Regions from separate parts of the Homo sapiens genome. Here region 2 is linked to region 1. A link is a loop called in an ENCODE intact Hi-C map of the cell type or tissue named here. Cell type or tissue: B cell. All regions are shown on one strand. Each heading gives the region's core, and the rest is flanking DNA. Links, peaks and the distances in the headings are about the cores only.

Region 1 (8,000 bases), core at 1-8,000:
GCTGCCTGAACACCCTCCTTGAGGGACAGGAACCTGTCTCCCACCCCTGCCGTGAAGAGTGAGGACCAGCCCCCTGTGTGGCCCCAGGGCCTCCTCCATTCCCCAGGCCCAGGCTGCAGGCTGCCCTGGCACTTCCGGCTCCTGTGCCCCCATGCTTTGCCTCTGAGAGGAAAACAGAAGGAAGCTGGTGGCTCAGAACTATGCCAGTGCAGTGCGGGGACAGGAAGTGCGGCTGCATCTCGCTTCTCTTGTGGAGGTGGTGCTGCAGCTGCTGGCTGGGGGCTGGTGGCCCTGCAGTACTTCCCCACCCACTGCCCCTCAGGTAGCTGCCACCCAGGGCTGGCTCCACAGGGGAAGATAAACCTTGTATGAACGTTCCTGTCCCTTGACCGTCCTTTACTTCTCTGTAGAATGGGGTAAAGGTCCTCTCCCTGCGGTCACCCTTGGCTCTGAATGAAGAGGGGGCGGCTGCATGGGGCTCGTAAGCAGCTTCAGGGAGGGTGCTGGCTGCTGGGTTCACAAAGGGAGCTCACAACTGGGCCTCCTTTCCCCTCAGCTCTCCTTCCCCTTCAGCTCTCCCTCCACACTCCGGGTCCTCATTTCCTTTTCCTTGCTTATGAACAACGAGTCAGAGCAGCCCAGCTGCTCAGAGTGTGGCTTCAGGATCAGAGCCCAGCTCAAGTCCTAGAGCCCTTTCTGCACAAGTCACCCAGCCTTTCTTTTTCCTTTTCTTTTTCTTTTTTTTGTGAGACGGAGCCTTGCTCTGTCAACCAGGCTGGAGTGCAGTGGTGCCATCTCGGCTCACCGCAACCTCTGCTTCCCCAGTTCAAGCAATTTTCCTGCATCAGCCTCCCCAGTAGCTGGGACTACAGGCATGTGCCACCACGCCCAGCTAATTTTGTATTTTTAATAGACATGGGGTTTCGCCATGTTGGCCAGGCTAGTTTCAAACTCCTGACCTCAAGTAATCCCTCTGCCTTGGCCTCCCAAAGTGCTGGGATTCCAGGCGTGAGCCACCGCGCCTTTCTGTGCTGCCGTTTCCTCATTGTGCAGTGGGGCTATTAACGGCACCTGCCTGCAGAGACCGTGAGGGTCACCTAAGACAGGACAGAGTGCAGTAGTGGGCACCACCAAAGGAAGCACTCCTGGAACCCAGGCAGACCCCGCCCAGGGCGCCCCGGGTCCCCATCACTTCTTCAAGGCCTTCGGGTCTGGTTTTTGCTTCAGAACTGGCTCAGGAAACCACAGTCTGAATCTTGGCTTCCAACATATCCCTGAGGATTCCTTTGATGTGGCCCTAACGTATCTGCTCTTCATCCCTTCAGTGGCTCTCAGGAGGAGGCTGTTCTGATCTCAGCTCTCGGATGGGGCTGCTGCCCTGAGAGCAGTTGGAAACCCAAAAATGGTTTGGGCAGCTGGGAACGCTTTGCTGCTTCCCCCCGGGGAAGCCTGGCCCCTGCTGGGCTCTGGAGCCGGAGCCTGCCCGGGAGTAACAGCAGGCCTGGCCCTGGACCAGCTTGGATCACCGAGTCCCTCGCGCTCTGGCCTCGGCTTCTCTGGAGCCTCTGGGTGCTCTGGAGCCCAGAGCCCTCCCTCTCCTCTTGGTGGATGAAGAAACTGCTGAACTTTTGCCCAGACAGTTCTCAATTCCAGGCTCTAACCTGTTGCGGGGAAATCCCCTGGTTTCCCCCCAGGCTGCCAGAGCCTGAATGCTGGTTAGCTTATCCGAGGCCGGCTTAGAGGTTGCCAGCCTCACCCTCTGGCCGTGTGGCCTCGCACAAGCTCCTAACTTCCCCGAGCCTCAGTTTCCTCAGTTGTGAAGTGGGCCTAATGCTCATCCACGTGCCCCACAGGATCCACACCTGGGGTACGTGGTTCCGCTAGCTGTGAGTGGGCCCTGGGATCATGCCCCATCTGCTGCTGAGCCCGCCCTCCTCCAGGCCTGGCCCCTTCCTCACCCAGAGACATGAGCTCGTCGTCAAGCAGGGAAACTGAGGCACTGGGCTGCTCAGGGCTGGCCTGCTCGCCAGGGCGGGTGGGCATAGCTGGGTAGGTGGTGCCCGCAGGCGGGAGATCCAGGCCTGAGAGATCCAGCAGGGCCGAGGTGCTCCCTGGGGTGGGAAAGAAGAGGCTGGCAAGTCCTGGGTGTACACGTGTCTCTCAGAGTCCACAGGGGTTGCGGGGGAGCAACACCTAACCCCCGATGCTTTACCACTGGTCTCCTGCCTCCCCTTCCTTGGCCACACCAGCCCCTGCCTGGAAACTGCTCAACAGGACCTCTCTTTGGCATATGATGGTACTTCTGTCCGGAATGTATTTCCTTCTTAGCTCTACTGGGCAAACTGCTACCCATCCTTAAGGCCCTGCTGAAACTTGGCTGCTTCCGTGCAGCGCCTCCATCTCCACTTCTCCCTAACAGAACCAATTCTAACCCCTTTTGTGACCCCCCAAGGCTGCCATCTTACCCTTATTAGACCTGAGTCTGTAATGTTTACTTTTCTAACCCCCCTCGCATTTTCTGATACATAAAGCCTCTGGGGTGTCATCTAGCCCTATACAACAGGTGCCAGATTTGTCAAATGAAAGAATGCCTTCCTTCTTCTGCCTGTCCTCACCAAACCCTCAGCTCCCCCACCAGACTTCTTCCCCCACAGCTGCAGGCTTGGCACAGACTTCACCCCCAGCTCCCTCCCTGGGGCCTTCCCCATCTTAAGGGGCCAGGGTCACCCTGGCAGTCATTCCAGCCGCTCTGAGACCAGCACACCACCCTGCACTCTCTGTGCCCCTCCAGCCTGATGGGTGCCCTCCCAGCTCTCCTGCCACCTCCTCACCAGGGATGGAGCCGGCTGTGGCATCACCGTTGACCTCCTCACCCCGCACCAGCTGCTTATACAGGTTGATCACCTGGGTGAGGTTGTCATTGGCCTGCAGGATCTCCGCTGGAACAGGCAGGAGGGGAGAGGCCAGGCTGAAGGACTGTGGGGGCCTCTGGGCGGCAGGGGACGAGGACCCCACATCCATCACAGCCTGTGTGTGAGGGGAAGGGAAAGGGGCAGGGAAACAGCCCATCTCGTCTGCTGAGACTCTGGCCCTCCGCCACCTCCCTGGTCTCACCTCCCACCCTTCCCTCATTCACTCCCTGCCATACTGCCTGGGCTGTCTCAACACACTGGGCCCGCTCCCGCCTCCAGGCCTCCACTCCAGCTCTGCTCTCTGGCTGCCCCAGATCTCTGCATGGCTTCATCCCTTACTGCCTTCAGGTCTTCACCCAAGGCTCACCTCAGGGAGGCCTGTCCTAAATCCCTCCTGCACCACCTCATCCCTTCCCTGCTTCTCTTCCTCCATGCCACTCACCACCGTGACGAACTGTCGGTGCTCATGGACTTGGTTATTGTCTGTCTCCTCTCACTAAACTACCATGAGGAAGTTTTTGTCAACCTTTTTTTTTTTTTTTTAATATAAATATATTTGAAATAGAGACTGGGTCTCTCTATGTTACCCAGGCTGGTCTTGAACTCCTGGACTAAAGCAATCCTCCCACCTTGGCCTCCCAAAATGCTGGGATTACAGGTGTGAACCACTGCACCCGGCGTTTTGCAAACTTTGATCAGTGCCAGATCCCTGAGGGCCTAGAACAGTGCCTGGCACCAATCAGGCCCTCGGCAACACTGCCTTCCCCAGGTGCCAGGGTGTGGGGCAATCTGGGCAGTGAGCCTTGTGGGTGGGGCTCCTGCTTAATGAGGGAGTGGATGGTACCCAGACCGCAGCCCAAGTGGCCCAGGCTGACACGTGGGCAGAGATCAAGGAAAAGAACCTGGTATGTGGCCCTGGCAGAAGCCGTCAGGCTCAGGTCTGGAACTGCCTGGGCTGTGGGATGCACTCTTAGCTTCCATTCACCCTCATTAGGGAGGAAGGTCTGGGGGCAGATGGCCCTCCGTCTCCCCTGGCTCTGCCACTGTTCTGCTCTGTGATCTGGGCAAGTCATTTTCCTCCCTTAGCCCCAGTTGTGAAAAGGGGATGGGTCTGCCTCCTGTGCAGCTGCGGGTAGTAAATAAGATGCCTGTTAAGGGGGCTGGCCCACAGGGCCTCTCAACAGGGGGGCGGCCCCTGCTCTGTGTCCTCAGAGAGGAGAAACCCAAGGTCGGTGCTGGAGAAGGGGGCCCCCTGGTGGTGGCTCCTTCCAACTGCAGATACTTAGCAGGGCCTGGGGGAGGTGGGGGCAGGAGGTGGAGGGAGAGGGGGGGACCTGACCTCAGCACCTGCCCTGGGCTCACCTAAGGCCTCATCATTGTCCTCTGTGTCACTCGCCAGTCGGAAGAGCGTGGGCCGCATCCGCTCACAGCGCTGGTACAGTTCCTGAGGGCAGCAGGATGGGCGGGTCAGGGTCCGCGTGGGCTGTGGAGTGGGCAGGGAGTGGGGTAGGCAGGGAGGCAGGTGCACCTTCATGAGGTCCTCGCTGCTGCCAGCTGCTGCGCCGCCCTGGCTGTGGCTCATCACCATCTCCGTGAGCAGTTTCACATTGTTGTTCACCTCCTCGATGGCATTCACCCTCTTCGAGATCTTCTCCATCCGCTTCTGGTCCTGGGGACACATTGGCCAAGGGCCCCTGAGAACCTTTGGCCTGGACGAGGCACTGCCCCCTGCCACTTGAGAGAATGTGTGCTGGGATCTGGGTTGACAGCTGGGTGACTGTGGGATCACACTCTGGGTGGGGCTCCAGCAGGCCCTGCCAGGAGCCCCTCATGCCTAGGAAGGGCACGCTGGTCCAAGAAGCCCCCAGTGCCCAGGCCTCTGCACAAGCTCATCAGGATCTTCAGAGATGGCCCAGGAACCTGGGTTTCCAAACCCCTCACCAGGTGCTTCTGAAGGCCCAGGGCCCTAGACCTCCACTGTGGTTCTCAGTGACTCTTGCCCTCCTTGTGTTTGCCCTTTCAAAGGAGGTTCCTGTACTTCATAGTGCAAGGGGACCTCTGTGGTCACCAGGTACAGCCTGGAAACGAGCAGGAAGACCCTTCCAGTGTCTGTCGGTGCCTGGCAGATGGGGGAGCCCGTGCCTTCAAAGGCTGCTTTTGGGAGCAGCCCGGCTTTCCCCTGCCCCTCCGCTTACTGTGCGTGCCCCTCCTTTGCAGAGTGAAAAGTGGCCTCACACAGTCCTCCCACCTTGGCCTCCAAAGTGCTGGGATTACAGGCATGAGCCACCACATCCAGCTTTGAAACTTTTTTTTCAGCACTTTGGGAGGCCGAGATGGGAGGGTCATTGAGCCCAGGAGTTACAGACTAGTTTGGGCAACAAAGGGAGATGCTGTCTCTACAAAAAATAAAATTAGCCGGGCGCTGTAGCGTGTGCCTTTGGTCCCAGCTACTTGGGAGGTTGAGGTGGGAGGATCGCTTGAGCCCAGGAGGTCGAGGCTGCAGTGAGCCATGATCGTGCCACTGCACTCCAGGATGAGATCTTGTCTCAATTAAAAAAAAAAAGTTTCAGCAGGCACCCAGGCAACATATGTATATTTACTTAAAAATTAAACATTTGGCCAGGCAGTGGCTCATGCCTGTAATCCCAGCACTTTGGGACGCCGAGGCAGGCAGATTGCTTGAGCCCAGGAGTTCCAGACCAGCCTGGGCAATGTGGCGAAACCCCTTCTCCACAAAAAAAATACAAAAACTATACCGGTGTGGTGGCACACGTATTTAGTGCCAGCGGCCTGGGAGGTTGAGGTGGGAGGACTGCTTGAGCCCGGGAGGTTGAGGCTGCAATGAGCCATGATCATGCCACTGTACTCCTGCTTGGGCTAGAGAGTGAGTCCTTGTCTCAAAAAAAGTCTCCTCATATACATACACGTATACATACTTACATATATTCATTAGTATTTTTAAATACTAAAAAATAATTTTAAAAATACTTAGTATTTTTAAATACTAAAAAGTAATTTTAAAAATACTTAGTATTTTTAAAAATATACTAAGGCCTAATTCATTTCTAACTTTTGACGAAGAGGTAGCCAGCCTCCCAAAGGCCCATCCAGAGCAAGTCACCCAGGCTGCCGGGAATTCTTCCCTGCACACCCTGGTCCCCCAGCATCAGCTTCTCTGCTGTGCCAGCCCGGGTCACTGCAGGGCTCCTTCCATGTGAAGATGCATACAGCCCCATCTCAGTGGCCCAGCTCAATACCCCCATCCCGCCTCCTCCCTGTGCTCTGGGCTCGGCCGCTACCTCCTGCACCATCTCTTTGATGAGCTTATTGGCTGCGCGGAGGTCTTCGGGATGGGAGCTCTTCAGCAGGCGGGCCAGCATCTGCAGAGACAGAGGGGTGTGACCGTGAGGGCAGCACCTGGGCCAGGGGTCAGAAGACTGGAGTCACATGATGGCTCCCCGCTTCCTGCCTGTGGGACCTGAGTAAGTTACTTAAGCTCTCTGTGAAATGGTGAGAATTTACTGATGCCTGATAGGGTGGCCACAGGCCAGCGGAGACACTGCATGTAAAGTGCACACCACAGCGCCTAGCAGAAATAAGTAATCAACAAATGGTGCTCCTTATATCCCCATGGCTGAGAACCTTTCTGGGACAATGTACAAGAACCTTAACAGTAGACACTCTCCAGGGCTGGGGCTAAGACTGGGGAGAGGGGACCTTTTACTTTAACCTCTTTATTTTAATCTTACCTCCTCCTGGGCTGTTTAACTTTTCACCCACAAGTTTTAATTTTATTAACTTTTAACAAAAAATTAGTGAAATTCTTATAGAAAAGGTCAAAATACCCTCAAACAAACTCCAGGGACACCAGACACACTCCTGTTTATTAAATGTGGGGATGCTGTATGGGACATACTCAGCACATATTAAATGCCCAGTAAACAGCGCCCATCATCTACAACGATGCCTGGGCTCAGTGTGTGCCTCTGTTCCAACGGCTGATGCCAGGGCAGCTAGAGGTCAGAACCCACGGACCCCCACCTGGGCTCAGAGTCCCCATATGTGCCTCCTTGGAGTCTCACCTTGGATTTCTCCTCATCTTCAAAGATCACATTCTTCGGCCGTGGAGGAGGAAGGGGAAAGGTAGTGTCATCTGGAAGCTTGGGGTCGGACTTTACAATCCCTGGATTAGATGAGTGTCAGAAAGGCTGTCAATATGTCCCAGGCCCAGGGGTAGGGGTGACATGGGGATGGGGGCAGGCAAGGGTAGGACAGAAGAGGGAGGTCAGTCTTTTGCCAGCACGCTGGCTCTGGACTCTTAGTGGCCTGGGCCTACTCCTACCTACTCCATCAAAATTGCCTGGGGGAGATGGTTTGGGGACCCATATTTTGAGGCCACTCCCTGGAGACCACTCTTTGAGGGGAAGCTTGATTCGAACTCACCTTCTTTCCACCCAAGCTAGCCTCAGGCAGAGCACAGAAGGCCGCACTAGCTGTATGTACTTTCTCCAGAAGTTAAAGGACAGACCCATGACCTTGCTGGCTCAGAAGCCCCTGAAGCCGCTGGAGCCCCAGCTCATGGTGGGGGAGGGGAAGGCAGGCCCTGGTCGCCCCCCACCCTCTGTGTGCCTCACCCTGCTTCTTTAGCATCTGGTAGGCCTCTGCGATTTTCACCTCCTCGGGCAGGCCCACTGTCCAGCTGTAGAGGAGCTCCAAGATCTTGTTCTTCACCTTCTCCGATGTCCGAGAGCCCAGATACTTCAGGGACACAGTGGGGAGGCCTTTGATACTGCCCAGCCCCACTCACTTCAGTCTCAAGCCCTGTCCACACCCTACTGCCTCCCCAGGACTCCCCGGGAAGCCCTCTAGCCTACAGGGTCCTCATAGCCCCGCCCAACCAGCCTGGGGTAGACTGAGTTCACCTACTACCCCTGCCACTTATTAGCTGGGTCAGCCCTCAGTGTCTGTTTCCCCACCTGCTAGATGGCACCATGGTGAGGATGCAGAACTGACATGAGGGACAGGCCTGCTCATAGTCGGCTCTGGGGACTTAGCCTTGACATCCCAGGAAAGAGGAGCCAGAGGTCT
Region 2 (16,605 bases), core at 4,736-12,735, 240 kb before region 1:
AGGTATGGTGGTGCAAACCTGCGTTCCTAGCTACTTGGGAGGCTGAGGTAGGAGGATCACTTGAGCCCAGCAGGTAGAGGATGCAGTGAGCCATGATTGTGCCACCGCACTTCAGCCAGGGTGACAGAGTGAGACCCCATCTCAAAATAAATAAAAATTCAAGCTATTAAGCAAAAATGGAATTTTGTAAAACTTGTATCTGCCACTACAAGCTCTATAGCTTACAAATAAATGCTTACCTGATGTCAGTGGCAAAAGTAACAAATCTGACTTTTTAAAAAAATGTAATAAAATGTGTCAACATTTGGAAGATCTTTATAACTCAGAGAACCAATATTTTTTTAGAAATCACACATGGCCAGGCGCAGTGGCTCATGCATGTAACCCCAGCACTTTGGGAGGCCGAGGCAGGCAGATCACTTGAGCTCGGGAGTTCAAGAGCAGCCTGGCCAACATGGTCAAACTCTGTTCTACTAAAAATACAAAAATCAGCCCGGCGTGGTGGCGTGTGCCTGTAATCCTTCCTTTCTATATCCCTGGAGGCTGAGACAGGAGAATCGCTTGAACCCCGGAGGCAGAGGATGCAGTGAACTGAGATCATGACATTGCACTCTGCCTGAGCAACAGAGCAGATTCTGTCTCAGGAAAAAAAAAAAAGTCACACATGGATGTAAGGAACTCATTCAAATTACAGAAGTGACGAATAACGTTAACAAAAGAAAAATTCACCAATACAGTTTCAGATTCCTCACTGCACCTAATCTGTATGAAACTACCACTGGTTACTTCAAAGAAGTACAGGGTGAGTATACTTCTATAAATGCTTGTGATCAGAAGTGTTTTGGATTTTGCAATTTTTAATATCTGCATATGCCTAATGAGATATCTTTTTTTTTTTTTTTTTTTTCCCCGAGACAGAGTCTCGCTCTGTCACTAAGACTGTAGTGCAGTGGTGCGATCTCGGCTCACTGCAACCTCTGCCTCCCTGGTTCAAATGATTCTCCTGCCTCAGCCTCCCAAGTAGATGGGATTACAGGTGCCCACCACCAGGCCCGGCTAATTTTTTGTATTTTTAGTAGAGATGAGGTTTCACCATGTTGGCCAGGATGGTCTTGAACTCCTGACCTCAGGTGATCTGCCCGCCTCAGCCTCCCAAAATGCCAGGATAATAGGCGTGAGCCATGGCACCCGGCCCTAATGAGTATCTTAAGGATAGGATCCAAATCTAAACATAAAATTCATTTATTTTTCATATATGTCTTATACACACAGCCTGAAAGTAACTTTATTATAATCTTTTAAATACTTTTGTGCATGAGACGAAGTTCTGACTGCAACTGCTCATATGAGGTTGGGTGTAGAATTTTCTACTTACGGCGTCATGTTGGTGCTCAAAAAGTCAGATTTTGGAGCATTTCAGATTTCAAATTTTCAAGTCAGGAATATTCAACCCATACATACTACTACATGGTGTAGTATCAAAGAAAATCCTCTCCAATAATCCTGGCACTTTTGGGAGGCCAAGGCAGGACTGCTTGAGCCCAGGAGTCCAAGACCAGACTGGGTGACACAGCGACACCCTGTCTCAAAAACAAACAACAAAAAAACTTCCTATAACCGTGTGAAGCCAGATTTTCCTTCTTTTTTTTTTTCAGACAAGTTCTCGCTCTGTGGCCCAGGCTAGAGTACAGTGGTGTGATCTCAGTTCACTGCAATCTTTGCTTCCTGGGCTCAAGCAATCCTCCCACCTCAGCCTCCCGAGTAGCTGGGACTACAGGGGCACCCCACCCACCATGCTCAGTCAATTTAAACATTTTTTTTGAGACAAAGTCTCACTATATTGCCCAGGCTGGTCTCAAACTCCTGGACTCAAGCGATCCTTCTGCCTAAGCCTCCCAAAGTGCTGGGATTACAGGTGTGAGCCACAGTGCCTGGGCCAGATTTTCTTTATGTGCTTCAAACAAAAGAACACATTGCAACAGATTGAATGCAGAAGCAGAAATGAGAAGCCAGCTATCTCAGCCAGACAGAGAGATCTGCAAAAATGCCACTCTTCACTGAAAAAAAAAGAAAAAAATTTTTTAAAATAGATACATTTTGTGGTTCTCAATATTTTAACAGGGTAAAGTGGCTCTGACACCAACACGTGTGAGAAGTGCTTATCTAAACAAAAGCACTGGAGACACAGAAGTGTTTACAAACGCAAATCTCAATGTGCTGGTTCAGTCTGTTGGCCAATGGACTCCCAAGCCCCAGAGCCCCCAGCACAAATACTCTGCTACTGTTTGTACTCAAGCACCTACAAAGAGTCAACAGACCACCACCTAAGACATGGTGACTCATCTGCTCTCCTTGCAGTGATCTATTCATTTGGAACAGATGGCAAGCAGCTGGAAATTCGCAGGCCACGGCTGTCGGCCTGCTGCACTCACCTCCGCTTGTGTATACCTCCAACTGTCGGTTGATGTTGGATTTGTCTACCAGGGAATGAAGGACATTGAGGACACTATGAACATTCCAGATTTTGGGATTGGAACGAAGAAAGTCAATCTCCTCCTCTGACTTCTTGGCAGTCTTACAGCGGTACTGACTGAATGACTGAAACTGTTGAGGAAGAAAAGAAACATGCAGTAGTGGTATAAGCCCAAAGTGATCATCCATGTCCACAATGCTGAAAACGAGGCAATGCTCTGGCTCTGGATGGGGCAAGGTGAGGGTGAGATGACCACTTCTCATTCTAAACCATTCCGTACACTGTTTTTCAAAGCCATCTTGACTAAACTGTGAATTCTGTTCATTACTGAATGTTACTTACTACACAGTGAAGTAAAAATCTCTAGGATTAGAGGTAGTCTGTGGTAAAAACATCCAATCTGGAGTCAAACACAACCCAAAGTCACTTCCTGTCTCTGGGCCTCACAATGCAGTTGACCGGGCCACCAGAAACACCACAGGGGCTCTTGTACCATCTATTCAGATGCAGCTAGACTGTGGTACGCCCTGGGTTATGGGCAGTGATGTGGTAATAGGTATCTGCACGTGTGAGCCTTCCCTACCACAGCTGACCATCAGTTCCCAGACTATGTCACCTCTCTACCACTCTCAACCAGAGTCGTCTGGCCAAGCACAACGAACACAGAGAAGATATGCCACAGGAATCTGTTTGGGACAGAAGTAGAACCTGGAAGCACTCCTGGCCTGGCTCCAGCAGTCACACAGATGGAACACAACAGACCTACCTACTCAATTTTTTAAAGTTCTCTGGTTGAATCTGGTGTGCATCAGGTTTGGAAATCACAGACCTAAAACCTAGGTCTTAGAAGATCTAAGACTGTTCTTCAACTCTTCCAGCAGAGATCAGAGGCTCACCCCTGTAAACCCAGCACTTTGGGAAACTGAGGTGGGCAGATCACTTGGGTCCAGGAGCTCAAGACCAGCCTGGGAAACATGGCAAAACCCTATCGCTATAAAAAACACAAACGAATTAGCCAGGAATGGTGGCAGGCACCTGCAGTCTCCGCTACTAAGGAGGCTGAGGTACGGGCTTTGCCTGAGCCCAGGAGGCGGAGGCTACAGTGAGGTGAGGTTGTGCCACTGCATTCCAGTGTGAGTGACAGAGTAAAACTCTGTCTCAAAACACAAAAAATTATCTTCTTCTAGACTGTGGGACAAAATGCTAATTTTGTAATATAAAAACAAAGAATATGCCAGGCACGGTGGCTCACGCCTATAATCCCAGCACTTTGGGAAGCCAAGGTGGATGGATCATGAGATCAAGAGTTCGAGAACAGCTTGGCCAACATGGTGAAACCCCATCTCTACTAAAAATACAAAAACAGGCCGGGTGCGGTGGCTCATGCCTGTAATCCCAGCACTTTGGGAGGCCGATGCAGGCGGATTACCTGAGGTCGGGAGTTTGACACCAGCCTGACCAACATGGAGAAACCCCATCTGTACAAAAAATGCAAAACTAGCCAGGTACAGTGATACATGCCTGTAATCCCAGCTACTCGGGAGGCTGAGGCAGGTGAATCGCTTGAACCTGGGAGGCAGAGGTTGCGGTGAGCCAAGATCGCACCATTGCACTCCAGCCTGGGCAACAAGAGCAAAACTCCGTCTCAAAAAAAAAAAAAAAAAAAAAAAAAGCACCAAAACAAAAATAGCCAGGTGTGGTGGCACATGCCTGTAATCCCAGCTACTCGGGAGGCTGAGGCAGGAGAATCCCTTGAACCTGGGAGGCAGAGGTTGCAGTGAGCTGAGATCACGCCACTGCACTCCAGCCTAGGTGACAGAGCAAGACTCCGCCTTAGGGGGGAAAAAAAAAGAATATCCAGAATATATAAAGAATTCTCAGGCTGGGTGCGGTGGCGCTTACACCTGTTATCCAAGCACTTTGGGAGGCCGAGATGGGTGGATCCCTTGAGGTCAGGAGTTCAAAACCAGCCTGGCCAACATGGTGAAACCCCGTCTCTACTAAAAATGCAAAAAAAAAAAAAAAATTAGCAGGGCGTGGTGGTGCACACCTGTAATCCAGATACTTGGGAAGCTGAGGCAGGAAAATCGCTTGAACACAGGAGGTGGAGACTGCAGTGAGCAGAGATCATGCCACTGCACTCCAGCCTGGGCGAAAGAGCGAGACTCTGTCTCAAAAAAAAAAAAAAAAAAAAAATCCTACAAAGAATTCTCGTAATGCAATTAAAAAAGCAATCAAATAGAAAACAGGCAAAGAATAGTGATGATCACTTCAAAGAAAACAAAATTGACAATTAATATGGGAAATCAGAAAAGTATGATTTTTTTTTCTTTTTCTTTTTTTTTTTTTTTTGAGATGGAGTCTCGCTCTGTCTCCGAGGCTGGAGTGCAGTGGTGCAATCTCGGCTCTCTGCAAGCTCCGCCTCCTGGGTTCACGCCATTCTCCTGCCTCAGCCTCCTGAGTAGCTGGGACTACAGGCGCCCACCACCATGCCTGGCAAATTTTTTTGTATTTTTAGTAGAGACGGGGTTTCACCGTGTTAGCCAGGATGGTCTCAATCTCTTGACCTCATGATCCGCCTGCCTCGGCCTCCCAAAGTGCTGGGATTACAGGTGTGAACCACCGCGCTGATTTTTTTTTTTTTTTTTTTGAGACGGAATCTCACTCTACTGCCCAGGGTGGAGTGCGGTGGTGTGATCTCAGCTCACTGCAACCTCTGCCTCTCGGTTCAAGTGATTCTCATCCCTCAGCTGCTGAGTAGCTGGGATTACAGACATGCACCACCAAGTCTGGGTAATTTTTGTATTTTTAGTAGAGACGGGGTTTCACCATGTTGGCCAGGCTGGTCTCGAACTCCTGGCCTCAAGTGATCTGCCCGCCTTGGCCTCCCAGAGTGCTAAGATTACAGGCGTGAGCCACTGCGCCCGGCCAGAATTTCTTTCCCATTGAACTGACAAAAATTAGACAGACTGATAATATCCAGTACAGAAAACAGTTGGTCTTGGCTAGGCATGGTGGCTCACGCCTGTAATCCCAGCACTTTTGGAGGCTGAGCAGGGAGAATTGCTTTATCCCAGGATTTCAAGACCCCATCTCTGCAACAAATTAAAAATCAGCTGGGTGCACCTGTAGTCCGAGCTACTCAGGAGGCTAAGGTGGGGGGATTGCTTGAGCCCAGGAGGTCAAGGCTGCAATGAGCTATGATCACACCACTGCACTCCAGCCTGGACCATAAAGGCAAGACCCCCATCTCTTAAACAAAGAAACAAAAAAACCAACAGTTGCTCTCAAACACCGCTGGTAGTAACACAATTTGATACAGCCCATTGGTGGGACAATATATTACTATTTATTATAATTCAAAGTGATTGAAACGTTCTTTTATCTTGATTGTGGCACTGTACACATTTGTTGAATCTCATCCACTGTACACTGATTCTGGTACATTTTATTGTATATTAAACTACACCTCATGGCTGGGCATGGTGGTTCACACCTGTTTTTTGTTTTTTGTTTTTTTTGAGACAGAGTCTTGCTTTGTCACCCAGGCTGGAGTGCAGTGGCGCAATCTCAGCTCACTGCAACCTCCACCTCCCAGGTTCAAGCGATTCTCCTGCCTCAGCCTCCTAAATAGCTGGGATTACAGGTACCTGCCACCACGCCCGGCTGATTTTTTTGTATTTTTAGTAGAGACGGGGTTTCACCATGTTGGTCAGGCTGGTCTCGAACTCCTGACCTCGTGATCCACCCGCCTTGGCTTCCCAAAGAGCTGGGATTAACAGGCGCGAGCTGGTGGCTCATCTCTACTTAAAAAAATAAACTATACCTCAGTAAGCTGATTTAAAAAAACTTAAAAAGCAAGTATCGTTCAATCCACAATTCTACTTCTAGGTAGTGATCCCTAAAAATATGCCTGTGTACAACATATATATGGATATTCACTGATTCACTGCCTGTAATTGTGGAAACTGACAACCCAAAGGTTCATCATCAGAGGCATGGTATATCCATATCACGCACACTGCAGCAAAAGAGCAAGTCAGGTCTATGAAAATATGGTTTAAGTGTGTTAACAAGTCACAGTAAATGGCACAATAGAGTACGTAACCATTTTTGAAGTGATCTCTCTTTATACAGTCATGTTTATGTAAGTGCCTGAGAAACATCAACAAGGTGCCTTTCCTTCCAGACAGTAATTGATACCTCTGCAAAAGCAAGCAAGGCAGGCACTTTCACTATATCTGTAGTTTGAAAAAACAAAAACAAATAAATAAAACAGGGTGGCGAGGAAGAGCCACCTACCCCATGTGGCATCTACCTGGCCAGGACGAAATACACCAGCCACTTACTGACCCTCACTGGACAGTCTTTGTTAGAAAGCACCGTAAGCCCCTTAACAACAACACTGGCTAAGCCCAGGGAATTATGATTATCTTAAGAGGGATAAAGAAAATCAGCACGGATGATCCTTCTTCACTTGCTCTAAGTCAAAAAGACTGCTATTCATCTATAAATATTCCAAATAAAAGGATGACACAAGCCAAGGAGCCAGAGGGCAAACAAGGCCAGTACGGTTTGTGGCCTTTGCTATGAAAGGCACTGAAGCCTAATCTTGAGCAGGAAGCCTCCTTCTCAAGGAGCACTATGAAGGTTTCTCAGCTCACCACTCGTAACGGTTCAGCACTTTGTATACACAACGTCTCCCTGGTTCACGGAGTTCTAATAACATCTTTATTAAGATACCAATTTATCCTGAAATAATCAGTTAGAGCTATAGACAGCACAAAAAGGGGGAAAAGAATTATATTTTGTCAAATTATATATTTTATTTTTTTTGGTTTTTTTTTTGAGACAGAGTCTCACTCTGTCGCCAGGCTGGAGTGCAGTGGCACGATTTTGGCTCACTGCAAGCTCTGCCTCTCGGGTTCGAGCGATTCCCCTGCCTCAGCCTCCCGAGTAGCTAGGATTACAAGCGCACACCACCACGCCCAGCTGTTTTTTTTTTAGTAGAGATGGGGTTTCACCATTGTGGCCAGGATGGTCTCCATCTCCAGACCTCGTGATCTGCCCACCTAGGCCTCCCAAAGTGTTGGGATTACAGGCGTGAGCCACCACGCCCAGCCTATTTTATGTTTTGTAGTCTCTATTTCTCGAACTCCTGGACTGAAGCGATCCTACTGCCTTGGACCCCAAAAATGCTGGGATTACAGTTGTGAGCAATCTGTATTTTTAAATAGAAGGACTGGGCTAAATAAGATGGAAAAGAATAATGATGACATTGAACATCATCACAATCAACAGGCAACGTGTATTAATTATTCTGTGACAGGCACTATGCTAAACACTCTATACGTAGTATCTCAGCAACATTCGCAGCAATCCGTTTTAGAGATGGGGAAACCAATGCACAGTGTGGTTAAGTAATGTGCCCACAACAGAACATGTTACCATTTTAAAATGGGCCAGTAGGCCAGGCGCGGTGGCTCACACCTGTAATCCCAGCACTTTGGGAGGCCAAGGAGGGCGGATCACCTGAAGTTGGGAGTTCGAGACCAGCCTGGTCAACATGGAGAAACCCCGTCTCTACTAAAAATACAAAAATTAGCTGGGCGTGGTGGTGGGCACCTGTAATCCCAGCTACTGGGGAGGCTGAGACAAGAGAATCGCTTGAACCCGGGAGGCAGAGGTTGCAGTGAGCCGGGATAATGCCACTGCACTCCAGCCTGGGTAACAGAGTCAGACTCCATCTCCAAAAAAAAAAAAAAAGCCAGTAAACAGCAACAGCAAAACCTGGACTTTTACCCCCAGGCTACACAGCTGCTGTACTTTATTTGCATTTGGCACAGTTCTCATTCGACCTTGAACAGCAACTCCTGAGGTAGGTGATATTCTTGTTGTGATGAAAATGTTCTATTGTATTCTGATCGAGCATACACTTAAGTAACCACCACCACAATCAAGATATAGATGGCTAGGCATGGTGGCTCACTTTGGGAGGCCAAGTCAAGAGGCTCACTTGAGGCCAGGAGTTCAACACCAGCATGGGCAACACAGCAAGACCCTCGTCTCTACAGTAATATAAATATCCACGTAAGTTGGTGTGGGCCTTGTAGTGGCAGCTACTCAGGTGGCTGAGGTGGGAAAATCACTTGAACCCAGGAGTTCTAGGCTGCAGTAAGCTATTATCACTGCACTCTAGCCTGAGCAACAGAGTGAGACCCTGACTCTTTCTTTTTTTTTTTTGAGATGGAGTCTTGCACTGTTACCAGGCTGGAGTGCAGTGGCACGATCTTGGCTCACTGCAAGCTCCGCCTCCTAGGTTCACGCCATTCTCCTGCCTCAGCCTACTGAGTAGCTGGGACTACAGGCGCCTGCCACCACGCCCGGCTAATTTTTTGTACTTTCAGTAGAGACGGGGTTTCACCGTGTTAGCCAGGATGGTCTTGATCTCCTGACCTCGTGATCTGCCCGCCTCTGCCTCCCAAAGTGCTAGGATTACAGGCGTGAGTCACCGCGCCCGGCCTGACCCTGACTCTTAAAAAAAAAAAGATAATAGAACATTTCCATTGTGTGGGTAAAGAAAGTGAGGCTCTGAGTTTAAATAGCACATCACTGTTACAGAGCTACCAGCAGGTGGCAGCACCCAAGTTAGAATCCACTTCCACCTCGCTCCAAAGCCTGTGAAGCCTGTGTTCTTACCACCAGACCACCTAACAAGGTCTAGTAAGAGCTTGATGAAGGTCAGGAGCTGAACTTATCCGACTTCCAGCTTCCTATCTGGAGTGCTTAGGCTTCCCTGCCTCTTCCGAAAGCCAGCTGAAACTGGAGTCTACTGCCATGGGGTATTTTACACTACAATGGGGATATTTTTACACCCTGCAGCTTTTTTACACAAACAATAGTAACAGCTATTCCTGGCATGGACCAGTTATTTCAAATTAGGCTGAAGCTGACCAGATACCTGGTAGATGAACTCATCGATAATATCCCAGAGCCACTGGTTGGGTAGTTCAAGGGGAGCAGGACCATCGGCATCTGTGCAGGAGATCACAGAAAAGTCAGATTCAAAGCAATGACTCTGCCCATTCTGTAGGCTGCAGAATGCTTTGTAATTTCTCTCTTAAAAGGACCATGAATCACAAGACCTCCCCTCTTCCCACCTACACATTAAGATCCTGCTAATTTAAAAAAAAAAAAAAAAAAGCTGGAGGCCAATGCTGAACCTCATCATAACCACACACACCCTCTTGGCCAAATCTCAGACTCACTAAGAATGTAGTTGAAGAGATTGCAGTAGTTGTAATAGGATTCAAACCTCTGCTCCAAGGAAGGTCCCCCCTGTAAAGAAAACAAGAGATATCAAGATACAGATATTTAATTTTAATGTGTTTTACCCATGGTATACTGTGACAGCTGTGAACAAATACAAGAGAATTGGTATCTGTCCTCTCTTTCTTACTATGTAAATATGCAAGTGAGAGGGAAGATAGAAAGTCCTATAGCAGCTGACGCACTGAATACTGCAACACGTGGTTAGGTTCTACAGCAACAGACCTTAAATGACCCTCAGAGCAGGGATGATGATCTGGCAAAGCAGAGAGAAGGAAAAGTGTTTCAGAAAAAAACCACACTAGCAAAGGCGAAGAAGTTAAATCGTGGCACTTGAAGGCTAGGGAGTTAAGAGAAGATAATGCTGCACCGGGCATCACTAGACTACGGGCCAGGAATGTTGCAGTCTTCCAACGCCAAACAAGCATCTAGGTCAGGGGGCCTGCAAATCTATTCCGCCACCTGTTTTGTAAATAAAGAAGTTTTACTGGAACACAGCCATGCCCACTCATTACATATTGTTGATAACTGCCACAAAGACATAGCTGAACAGATCTGACAGAAACCATCATGGCCCTCGAGACTAAAATACTTATTATCTGACCCTCCACAGAGAAGGTGGCTGACCCCTGGTCTGGTCTTTATGTTGCTTGCATCTGAGAACCACTGATAGTTTCTGAGCTGGGGAACCATACCATGAGCAATGTATTTGTGATGGAGAAGAAACACAACTTTGGAGTCAGTCCCACCTCTTATTAACTGTGGGGTTCTCACAAGGTATTTAATCTCTGTAAAATGTGGGCAAAAGATTGTTGACTAGTCACAATGAAGTAAGATTATATAGCTGGGCGCAGTGGCTCACGCCTGTAATCTCAACACTCTGGGAGGCTGAAGTGGGCTGATCACCTGAGGCCAGGAGTTTGAGAACAGGCTGGGCAACATGGCAAGACCCCGTCTCTGTTTAATAAAAGTTATGTAAGGTGCTTAATACATTAAGCACAATCTAAGCACATTCAATGAAAAACTGCTTCCCAAGGGCTTAAAACTGGTCATTTATGTAGGAGTCCTGGTAGCTAATAAAAAGATAACAGCATCAATAAGCTTCTGCTGAATCTTCATCTACAGACCAAACAGAGAGATTAGAGGTGGTAAAACCAGCTATACTATGGGCTATGGTGTCATGGTGTTCCCAAAAAAGCAGTGTACACATAATGGCTAGATTCTTAGCATATCCACAAAGTACCTGAACTTTAGCATCAATGGTAGTAGGGAATCTTTACTTTTTTTTTTTTTTGAGACGGAGTCTCGCTCTGGTGCCTAGGCTGGAGTGCAGCGGTGCAATCTCAGCTCACTGCAACCTCTGCCTCCTGGGGTCAAGTGATTCTTCCGTCTCAGCCTCCCGAGTAGCTGGGATTACAGGCACACGCCACCACGCCTGGCTAATTTTTGTATTTTTAGTAGAGACGGGGTTTCACCATATTGGTCAGGCTGGTCTCGAACTCCTGACCTCGTGATCCACCCGCCTTAGCCTCTCAAAGTTCTGGGATTACAGGCGTAAGCCACAGCGCCTGGCCAGGAATCTTTACTTTCTATCAGATAAAGTAGTCAGAGATCCCGCTGGGATGCCGGAAAAACATGGCCCCTTACTCTGGCAGCAAGAACTTTTCCACCTACCACTACTGACAGTGGCTCCTGTGGCCAAGGCAGGAGTTCTAGCCATATCAAGCGGTCCTCAAGGAGAAGAGGGGTGAGTAACTGTGAGAAACTAGGACCTCCTTAGGTGGAGATCTTGGTGCCAATTTCCTTCACTTACACATGCATGCAAGCACACACATGCTCAATTAACACCATTATGACCAGACATTATTCTAGGCACTGGATTATATTGGTGAACAAGACAAGCACATACCCCGGTGGAGTTAACCTTCCAGTAGATTAAGAAACTCCCTCCCCTAAATAAACAAATACAACGTACAAGAGATAAGTGCTCTGAAGTGCCACGAATATTGCCAGGAGCCCAGGGAGGGAGGGGGAAAGTTTCAGGAAATGAGTGAGAAGGGAAACAGGGCTAAAACCTGGAATTAGTAAGTGTGATGGGAAGTCATGGTAGGATTGGAAGTGACCTGATGAAACTATGTAGCAAAAGGATCATGCTGGTTATTATGTTGAGAATAAACAGCCAAGAGTGGAAACTGACACCAGGTAAGCAGCTCCTGCAGTAATTCAGGGAAGAGATGATAATGACTTCAACTAGGTGAGCAGCAGTGTGGCAGTGAAAAGTGGCTGATTCAAGAAGTATGCTGAAGGCCAGGCACAGTGGCTCACGCCTGTAATCTTAGCACTTTGGGAAGCCGAGGCGGGCGGATTACCTGAGGTCAGGAGTTCGAGACCAGCCTGGGCAACATAGCGAAACCCTGTCTCTACTAAAAATACAAAAATTAGCCAGGCGTGGTGGTGCATGCCTGTAATCCCAGCTACTCAGGAGGCTGAGGAAGGAGAATCGTTTGAGCCTGGAGAATTGCTTGAGCCCAGGAGACAGAGGTTGGAGTGAGCCGAGACGGCGCCACTGCATTCCAGCCTGGATGACAGAGCGAGACTCCGTCTCAAAAACAAAACAAAATAAAACAAAACAACAAAAAGAAGTATGTTGAAGACAGAGCTTAACAGGATTTGCTGGATATCATGTCAGAGAAAAGTCAAGAATAATGCCAAGGCTTTTAGTCCAATTAACTTGGTAATAAACGGTAGCATTTATTGAGATGATTACCATGAGAAAAACTAGTTTAGAGGGAAAATAAGAATTCAGTTTTAGATGTGTTAAGCTTCAGATGACTCAGACAGCCAAGTGCAGATGCTGACAGCTGAATATACAAGTCTGGACTTCAGTGGGGCAACTGAGGCTAAAGATAGAGATTAAGTCATTGGTGTATATAAATAATACAGATGGCATTTTTCTTTTCTTTTTGAGACAAGAGTCTCACTCTGTCACCCAGGCTGGAGTGCAGTGGTACGATCTCGGCTCACTGCAACCTCCGCTTCCCGGGTTCAAGCGATTCTCCTGCCTCAGCCTTCCAAGTAGCTGGGATTACAGGCACCCGCCACCACGCCCAGCTTATTTTTGTAGTTTCATATTTTTAATAGAGACGAGGTTTCTCCATGTTGGCCAGGCTGGTCTCAAATTCCTGACCTCAGGTGACCTGCCCTTAGCCTCCCAAAGTGCTGGGATTATAGGCGTGAGCCACCGCGCCCAGCCTTAAATAGTACAGATGGCATTTTAAGAAACTTTAGGCACTCTAGGCCGGGCGTGGTGGCTCACGCCTGTCATCCCAGCACTTTGGGAGGCCAAGGCGGGCGGAACACGAGGTCAGGAGATGGAGACCATCCTGGCTAACACAGTGAAACCCCGTCTCTACTAAAAATACAAAAAAATTAGCCAGGTGTGGTGGCAGGCACCTGCAATCCCAGCTACTCAGGAGGCTGAGGCAGGAGAATGGCGTGAACCTGGGAGGTGGAGCCTGCAGTGAGCTGAGATCGCGCCACTGTACTCCAGCCTGGGCGACAGAGCGAGACTCACTCTCTCTCAAAAAAAAAAAAAAAAAAAAAGAAACTTCACGTACTCTATAATTTAGAAGTCGGGAAGAACAGAATCTAGCAAGTGCTCAAAGTTGGGATAATGTGTAGAATACTGGTGTTATAACAAGCTGGTCTAGATTCAAGGAGTTTTGTCACTTACTAGCTGGATAAATTTGAGAAAAGGTAACCTCTTGGCACCTCGGGTACCAACTTTGCACGATTGATAGTAGAATTAGATATGTGAAGATGTGTGCTAAGTGCCTAGCATTGTGCTTGGCATACAGTGACAGTGTTATGTACATCTCAGAGAAACAGAGGCTCAATGCTCTGAAGGGAAAAAGAACCCCAAGCAGAAGCAGCAGCAGGTACCTGGAAATATCCTATGAGGCTGGCAGCCTATAACCAGTGCATGGGTGATTGCCCAGTCCAGGAGAATTGTGGGGACAGAGAAATTTAAAAGAATGCATAGGTTATATAGCGTTAGTGTGTCTGAACAGCTTTCTGGGTTAAACTGTTCCTTCCACCGCTTCTTAAAACTCAAAAACATGCCAATCATGCCCAGACACTGAACCAATATAAACAAATGACTGTGTTCTAGGGACAAAAACAGCACAGAGTTAAAAAAACAAAAACAAAAAAAAAACTGCGACACTTAAATACTTACACTGACTTTGGCATATATGTGCCTGTAGTATAATTCTTTGTATAAAATCAGGAAGACAGCATCTGAAAGAGATGGCAGAAGGGTGCTTCACTAACCATAAAACTGGGGTATCCTGGCAGCTTTAGCTCTTTGGTGGGGAGGAATAAAGGTAATTCTGAAGACTAAACAACATCTAAATTGCTATGCATATGCCCCAAGAATACATGCAATGAGAAAATCCACTTCTCATTTGACTCCATCAACCTCAATCTCTGTCGATGAGATTAAGATCTCATTCAGATCTATTTCCTTTCACCATTTAGAGACTTCTGCCATCCAAGTGCATAAAAAAACCAGCACACAAGAGTAATTAGACAAGCGTGGTGGTGCGCACCCATGGTCCCAGCTACTCGGCAGGCTAAGGTGGGAGGATCGCTTGAGCCCAGCAGGCACAGGTTGCAGTCAGCCATTATCACACTACACTCCAGCATGGGCAACACAGTGAGACCCCCATGTCAAAAAAAAAAAAAAAAAAAAAAAAAGGAAGAAAGAAAATATTAATTTCAGAATGTTGTTTGTTTGTTTGAAGACAGGGTCTCGCTCTGTTGCCAAGGTTGGAGTGCAGTGATATGATCATGGCTCACTGCAGCCTCGACTTCCAGGGCTCAAGTGATCCTTCCACCTCAGCCTCCCGAGTAGGTGGGACTACAGGCATGTGCCACCATGCCTGGATAATTTTTTTAAAAAATTTTTTGTAGAGAAGGGGGTCTCCCTATGTTGCTCAGGCTAGTCTAAATCTCCCAGCCTCAAGAAATCCTCCCACCTCAGCTTCCCAAAGTACCAGAATTACAGCCGTGAGCTACGACACCCAGCCACAGAATGAGTTTTGAACTCATTCTGTGTTTAGTCAATTGAGAGTAAATGTTCAGGCCAGGTGCAGTGGCTCATGCCTGTAATCCCAGCACTTTGGGAGGCTGAGGCGGGTGGATCATTTGAGGTCAGGAGTTCAAAATCAGCCTGGCCAAGATGGTGAAACACCATCTCTACTAAAAATACAAAAAATCCGCCAGGTGCCTGTAATCCCAGCTACTCGGGAGGCTGAGGCAGGAGAATTGCTTGAGCCCAGGAGGCAGAGGTTGCAGCGAGCAGAGATCGCGCCACTGCACTCCAGCCTGGGCAAGACAGCAAGACTCCGTGACTCCATCTTAGGGGGAAAAAAAAAAGGAGTTAAGTGTTCAAAAAAACGTTAGCTATAACAAAACAAATGAGAGACTTGTACACTGAAAACACAAAACACTGGTGAACGCAACCAAAGACCTAAATAAATCAAAGACATCCCATGTCCATAGATTGGAGGACTTAATATTGGTTTTTTTTTTTTTTTTTTTTTTTGGGACGCAGTCTTGCTCTGTCGCCCAGGCTGGAGTCCAGTGGCGCAATCTCAGCTCACTGCAAGTTCTGCCTCCCGGGTTCACGCCATTCTCCTGTCTCAGCCTCCCGAGTAGCTGGGACTACAGGTGCCCGCCACCATGCCGGCCTGCCCAGATAACTTTTTTGCATTTTTAGTAGAGACGGGGTTTCACCGTGTTAGCCAGGATGGTCTCGATCTCCTGACCTCGTGATCCGTCCACCTTCACCTCCCAAAGTGCTGGGATTACAGGCATGAGCCACCGCGCCTGGCCTGGAGGACTTAATACTGTTAAGACGGCAATACTCCCCAAAGTGATCTTCAGATTCTAGGCAATTCCTCTCAAAATCCCAGCTGGCTACTTTGCAGAAATTGACAAGTCCATCCTAAAATCAATAAGCAAATCCAAGAGACCCAGAATAGTCAAAACAATCTTGGGGAAAAAAAAAAAAAGAACAAAGTTGGAGGACTTACCAATTCCCAATTTCTTTCTTTCTTTTTTTTTTTTTGAGGCGGAGTTTCGCTCTTGTTGCCCAGGCTGGAGTGCAATGGCGCGATCTCGGCTCACCGCAACCTCTGCCTTCCGGGTTCAAGTGATTCTCCTGCCTCCACCTCCCAAGTAGCTGGGATTACAGGCATGTGTCACCATGCCCGGCTGATTTTGTATTTTTAGTAGAGATGGGGTTTCTCCACGTTAATCAGGCTGGTCTCGAACTCCCGACCTCAGGTGATCCACCCGCCTCGGCCTCCCAAAGTGCTTGGATTACAGGCGTGAGCCACTGCGCCCGGCCTACAATTCCCCATTTCAAAACTTACTACAAAAATATAGTAATCAAGACAATGTGGCTGGGCACAGTGGTGCATGCCTGTAATCTCAGCACTCTGGGAAGATCACTTGAGGTCAGGAGTTCAAGATCAGCCAGGTCAACAAAGTGTGACCCGGTATCTACAAAAAATTTTTAAAAATTAGCTGGGCAGGCTGGGTGCGGTGGCTCATGCCTATAATCCTAGCACTTTGGGAGGCTGAGGTGGGCGAATCACCTGACGTCAGCAGTTCGAGACCAGCCTGGCCAACACGGTGAAACCCCGTCTCTACTAAAAATACAAAAATTAGCTGGGCGTGGTGGCGGGCGCCTGTAATCCCAGCTACGCGGGAGGCTGAGGTAGGAGAATTGCTTG

What was found. Hi-C counts contacts between places; a loop is a spot of excess contacts. Peaks named below come from ENCODE experiments on the same cell type or tissue, not always from the same donor. Only the 100,000 strongest peaks of a DNase experiment are listed, where the experiment ranks them.
Region 2: a loop joins it to region 1, with 21 times the contacts of the local background. A loop is called at or near these places in 5 of 110 quality-filtered maps.

The regions. Positions count from the first base shown.
Region 1 is chr22:37,619,908-37,627,907 of GRCh38, reverse strand. GGA1 (golgi associated, gamma adaptin ear containing, ARF binding protein 1) reads right to left here. Exons shown (of 17, transcript NM_013365.5): 5 at 7,547-7,670; 6 at 6,995-7,095; 7 at 6,212-6,292; 8 at 4,441-4,581; 9 at 4,275-4,356; 10 at 2,832-2,939; 11 at 1,959-2,111. Among named protein-coding and RNA genes, the nearest start is that of GGA1, 15 kb to the right of the region's middle. In B cell, for the core only: CTCF peaks have their summits at 3,944 and 4,154 (motif pointing left); DNase peaks (open chromatin) are centred at 217, 1,673, 4,167 and 6,295; H3K4me3 peaks cover 770 bases; H3K27ac peaks cover 4,376 bases.
Region 2 is chr22:37,856,175-37,872,779 of GRCh38, reverse strand. It overlaps EIF3L (eukaryotic translation initiation factor 3 subunit L), which reads right to left. Exons shown (of 13, transcript NM_016091.4): 5 at 14,040-14,101; 6 at 9,742-9,811; 7 at 9,435-9,508; 8 at 2,433-2,604. Among named protein-coding and RNA genes, the nearest start is that of EIF3L, 15 kb to the right of the region's middle. RefSeq lists enhancers at 9,731-10,230, 15,036-15,536, 15,537-16,037. In B cell, for the core only: CTCF peaks have their summits at 8,899 and 9,100 (motif pointing right); a DNase peak (open chromatin) is centred at 9,119.